Linked DNA regions of Homo sapiens: region 1 is linked to region 2. The links are chromatin contacts, found by Hi-C or POLR2A ChIA-PET in ENCODE. All regions are on one chromosome and are shown on one strand. The core of a region is the stretch at or near the end of the contact, and the rest is flanking DNA. Distances in the headings are between cores, read along the strand shown.

What was found. A loop is a pair of places that touch in the nucleus more often than their neighbours do. ChIA-PET counts read pairs that join two places held with the same protein, here RNA polymerase II (POLR2A). Pooled maps may share reads with other maps.
Region 1: a loop to region 2 is called in a pooled map, with 4 times the contacts of the local background. The contact joins the promoter of CABIN1 here to the enhancer-like site in region 2. A Hi-C loop is called at or near these places in 1 of 50 pooled maps. POLR2A ChIA-PET finds 5 or more read pairs at or near these places in 2 of 52 experiments (B cell and activated naive CD4-positive, alpha-beta T cell).

What each region holds. Positions count from the first base shown.
Region 1 is chr22:24,009,908-24,012,607 of GRCh38, forward strand. CABIN1 (calcineurin binding protein 1) reads left to right here and starts at 1,397. Exons shown (of 37, transcript NM_012295.4): 1 at 1,397-1,460.
Region 2 is chr22:22,934,246-22,936,945 of GRCh38, forward strand. No RefSeq gene overlaps it. Among named protein-coding and RNA genes, the nearest start is that of IGLL5, 48 kb to the left of the region's middle. RefSeq lists a silencer at 1-42 and an enhancer at 1,213-1,592. Within about 2 kb of position 1,451, at least 4 of the 41 ENCODE cell types and tissues checked have a DNase peak (open chromatin) inside an H3K27ac peak, as active enhancers do; they include B cell, where a contact is called at or near this core.

The sequences.
Region 1 (2,700 bases), core at 147-2,646, 1.1 Mb after region 2:
GAGTGCTCTCTCCCCACTGTGGCCCTGAGCTTTGCCTCACGGTAACACTGTGCTGCATGACACTCCAGCATGATCTGCATGTTTCTCACCTCCGGACCTTCCCCACACAACTTTCTTGCTGCTTGGACCACCCTTCCCACCTATTTTCAACTGTTTCTCTCCAGCGCATCTTTCATGATAAGGCTTGAGTGGAAGCTGTATCCGAGGCTGAAGGTTATCCATGCAGCTTTGAAACCATCTGTTTATGCTTCTGTTTACCCCCCAAATACTGTTTACCCCAATACTCAAAGTCAAGGTTGGTGACTCAACAATTTTCAGAACTTCTAGCTTATCAGTATAGCTTTATTGTACTGAACTGAGTTTTTCACCATGCTGTTACTGTCTTTGAGGTTAAAAAGCCCCCAACATTCACTCCTATTTGAATCATCTGTGCAAGACTCAAGCAGCTATGAATTCAACCACAGTGTAAAGTTCTTCCCTACAATGCTTTATTGTTATTCTAGCTCCCAAGAGAGTACCATCTTTCAGCCCAAGACCCTTGACAGAACCCCTTCAACTCTGTCGCCTTTTTTCATCTCTGGAATTCTGACACCACCCATGACCCCTCTTCTTGTTCATTTACTAGGTTTTGTTCCTTTTTTTCCTTTTGTTTCAATATCCTATTGTATCTGTTCCTTTTGGGCTTCACATCCTTTTTGGAAAGAGAGGCACAGGTAATATAATGAATGAGGATGCTCCTCCTCCCTGGTTCCCTCTAAGTCAAGTTTCTCCAACGCGCTGGTCTGCTTGGCTTTGAATGCGGCTCAACACAAATTCATAAACTTTCTTACAACATTTTGAGATTTTTTGGTGATTTTTATTTTTATTATTTATTTATTTATTAACTTATCAGCTATCCTTAGTGTTAGTGTATTTTATGTGTGGCCCAAAACAATTCTTCCAACGTGGCCCAGGGAAACCAAAAGATTGGACACCCCGCTCTAAGTGTTCCCCAAGTTTCCACTGTTTTCAGAGCACATGTCCCAGGTAATAACACACAGCCCATCATTTAGTGACTGCTCAGGGTGCAAGCTGTGGAGAAGAGAGTCCGACTACGAGCTGGTGCTCTAAGCCTCCAGCACGCTAGGACTGACGACGGGGATCCGGAAACAACAAGCTCCACTCCCGCAACACACACACACACACACACACACACACACACACACACACACACACGCACACGCACACGCGCACGCGCGCACACACGCGCACACACGCGCGCACGCGCGCGCGCGCCGCCCAAGGGTAGCCGTCTGCAGGGCCCCAGCTAAGCAGCCCGCGGAGAGCGAGCGGCGCGTGCGCCCCCGCTGATTGGCTGGCACAACCGGCACCGGAGCCAATGGGAGCACGCCTTGTTGTCAGGCGCGCAGCCGGACGGCGCGGTGGTCGGGACAGACTGGCCGTTGCTGTGGAGACGCCTGGTGAGTTCCTGGAAGGCTGGTTTGAAGGCGGTGCCGGGGTGGGGGTGAGGCTCAGCAGAGCCCGGGGCACAGGCCGGAGGGGCTGCAGGCGCGAGGCTGGGTTACGTGAGGAAGCTGGGGGTTTCGCGGGCAGCTTTAGAGCCCCAGTCAGGGAAACCGAGGCCGGGCTTCCTGGCTGCCTCGCGAGCCTCTTCATGGCTCTCGCCGCCGCCCTGAGGTGCCTAGAATGGGTTCCGGCCTCCGGGGAGGTTCCCAGTAACCGCAGGAGCCACCATTGATTTGGCGTCTGCTGGGTGCAAAGCCCAGCGCGCTAACCCTTTACTCGCGACCTTTCGCTTCACCTTCACAGCAGCCCTGCGAGGTGAGTGTTGTTATTGGTGCCATTTACAGGGGTGGAAACTGAGGCCGCGGGTAGGTGAAATGATTTGCTCCAAGTCACCCAGTGGGTGAGCGCGACTCCAGACTGAAAATTTTGACCGTTCTGCTTCACTGCCTCCCCGCAAGAGGCGGGCCCTGGCCAGATGGAACTCACCTGGCATTCCCAAGGTATCTGCACAAGTGGCTTTGGGAGTCACTTAACTCTTCAGGACCTGGGTTATTACAGGTTATAAGTGTGGGACCGTCGGATTCCATGTGGCTAAGATTCTTTCTATGTGATTATTGTGGTTAGAAATAGAATATGCTTAGAACAGTCTCGTTCAGCGGTCGGCAAACTTTTGTTGTAAATATATCAGTGTTTACATTGTTATATTGTAAGTATAATGAGTATAATAGTATTCATAATAGTAGTTTAGGCTTGGGGGGTCCATACTCTGTCTACTTAACTGTAGCGATGTAGTGTGGATACAGCCAAAGACAATACATAACAGACTAGCTGCGTCGCAATAAAATTTTAATTATAGGGACCGAAGTTTTAATTTTATATATTGTTAATATAATTTTCACGTGTCATGATTTTTTTTCCCAAATATGAAAAAATGTAAAAACCATTCTTTGCTCGTGGGCTGTACAAAAAGGGTGGGCTGGTTAGCTTGCAGAACCCTCATCTAGTACAAAGCCTCATACATGAGGGGAAACAGACTGAGAGACTGACATCTATGTCAAGTCAGTCACACAGCCAGGGCACTGCCACCACTGAGCTTAAGACATAGGCTTCCCACCTTCCAGGCCAGGAAACATCCCCAGTTATCACTCTGGATCAGGGTGCTGAGGTCTGAAGGTGTGCTACTCTTTATCGTGT
Region 2 (2,700 bases), core at 201-2,700:
TGGCCTTATCGTCCCGTACCATTTATAAAACACGTGGACACATGTTATCCACCTGAGCCACTCAGGGATTCTGTGAGGCCACAGCCAGAATCATGGTCCCATTTCACAGGTAGGAAAACTGAGGCCCAGAGCAGTTAGATCCCAAAAAGCCAGAGCCAGCTCTGTGGTGTCCTGACTTCCAGCCCAGGGCCTCCCATCTGACAAATGGAGAAACAGACCAGGAGAGAAAGGGATCTGCCCGAGCTCACATAGGCGCCCCTGTGTGGAGGGGCCCATGTAGAGGGGCCCATGTGGAGGGGACCTGTATGGAGGGTGGCATGTGGAGGGGCCCACGTGTGGAGGGGCCCATGTGTGGAGGGGCCCGTGTGGAGGGATCATGTGTGGAGGGGCCCGTGTGGAGGGATCATGTGTGGAGGGGCCCATGTGGAGGGGCCTGTGTGGAGAAATCATGTGTGGAGGGGCCCATGTGGAGGGGCCTGCGTGGAGGGGCCCGCGTGGAGGGATCATGTGTGAAGGGGCCCGCATGGAGGGGCCTGTCGGTAGGGTGCCAGGTAGAGGGGCCCATGTGGAGGGGATCTGTTGGAGGGTGCCTGTGTGGAGGGGGCCTGTGTGGAGGGGACCTGTGTGGAGGGGCCCGTGTGGAGGGCGCTGTGTGGTGGGACCCGTGTGGAGGAGCCTGCATGGAGAAGACCTGTATGGAGGGTGGCTGTGTGGACCACTGCCCTCTGCCAGAGACCAGATTGTTCACTTCCTCCACCATTCCACAGCTCCAGCCCCATTTCAGGGGTGCAGAAAAGAGGCCTGAAAGCAGCATGGATGAGAGTTAGGGCTACAGGCCCTGATGGCCATTCCTTCCCTGTGCCTTGGGAGATGCAAGGAAGGAGGGTGGCTGCAAAGGCCTGTGGGAGCCCAGAGCACTGTTCTTCCCAAAGGGGCATCTGCCCTGGGAGCCCAGACCTCAGTGTCAGACAGAGAAGGGGTCCCCCCACCATGCTCAGCCCTCATCAACCCTTGACCTTGAGCAATCTGCTTCTCTTCTGTAGCCCTCAGTTTCCTCATCTGCCCAAGGGGGTGATAAGAGTCCCTCCCCACAAGGTAGGTTTGCGGATTGAGATGATGCCTAAGCTGTGCCTGGCCTATGGGGACCCTCACCTACCCTCAGTCATTGCTCTTGCCTGGGCCTGCGGGTGACACTGTGTGAACCTGGGCAAATGCCTTTGCCTTCCTGGGCCCAGCCTTCCCTCTGGTCAAGGAGGAACTGGGTCAGGGACCCCGAGTGCCAGCCATTCAGGAAACCAGCAGATTCCTGGGTGAAGGGGTTGGCCAGGGAGGCCTGAGATGGGAGTAGGGTGGGGGCCAGGCCAAGGGATGGGGTTGGGGGATGCGCTTTCCCAGCTCTGGTGGCCCTGCCTGCAGCTGGCCACCCCTGGAAATCCCCAGGCTAAATTTAACCCCAAGTTGGCTGAAACCAGAACTCAGAGTGACAAAAGGAGAAAAATAAGAGGAAGAGAAACTGAGCTCATGGCCACCCGGGCATGGGATGAGTGACAAACAGGCCCAGGTGTGGCCCAGGAGGAGCATGGGGCAGTTTCAGGGCTGCTGCTGGATGTTTGTGCAGCTCACAGGTGGGGGCAGTAGAGCCTGCGCCCCACCCCACCCCCTCCTAGTCCAGCCCCTGGGCCTGATGCTGCCCCCTGGCTGCCTCCCCACACCCTGAGCTCCATCCTGGGTCCCAGGGTCCACCAGAAGGCATCTCAGAACCAGCCAGCAGTGGCCCTGATTGTCAGCAGGACCCCAGGGAGGGGGGTGGCCAGGACAGGGCTCTGAAGCCCCCACCCCAGGACCTTCCCTGGGCAGAACGAGTTGGTGAGGGAGTGATGAGCAACCACAGGCCTCCTAACTTCCCAAGCTGGCGATTCTGAGAGGCCTCAAGGCTGAGACACGGTTCAGCCTTTTAGGCCCTCCTGAACGTGTCCCCTGTCTCCACAGCCTGGGAATGCACTCTCTTTTGACCCAGAAATCCTGCTCATAAGAATTTATCATGGAGATGCCAGAGAGCCAGTGCATGTGGATGTTAGCCAGGGAGCTAACAGCAAAACGTGACAGAAAAGAGCCCGAGAGCAGATGCCAGCCTCACATCCACATCCCCAGATGGCCTTGGAGAAGGGCCATAGACAGATGTTCACAACAGGGCAAGAAGAAGTGAGGAAAGAAGTTCCCATCTTTGTGATAAGCCCATGATTTCATGCAGAAAAAGATCTGGAAGGCGCCATACCAACGCGCTAACAGGGCCTCTTGGGCAGTGCAGGATCAGAGACTTGCTTTGTATTCTTATTTAATTTTTCCTGTTTTCAGATTTTATAATCGGAGAACAAAACATTAAGCCAATTTAAGATGTAAGATCCTATAAAAATGCTGTATTCGATGATGCGAATGGCATCTGAAAAGCCTTGAACATATTATCCCAAAGAGGCCACCAGATAAGACGTGACCTGTGTGTGCATGAATCCCTGCATTTTTATCCATACCTAGATGCACATCCGTATCCACATCTATTCCCCGGGGCTACCGGTTGCGGGGGTAAACTGTAGGTAATATTGGTTTTCATTTTGTACATCTAACTTTTTTCATTTTTTGACAATCATTATACATTTATTATTATGAAAAATAGAAGGTTTTGTCACTTAAATCAACATGTTT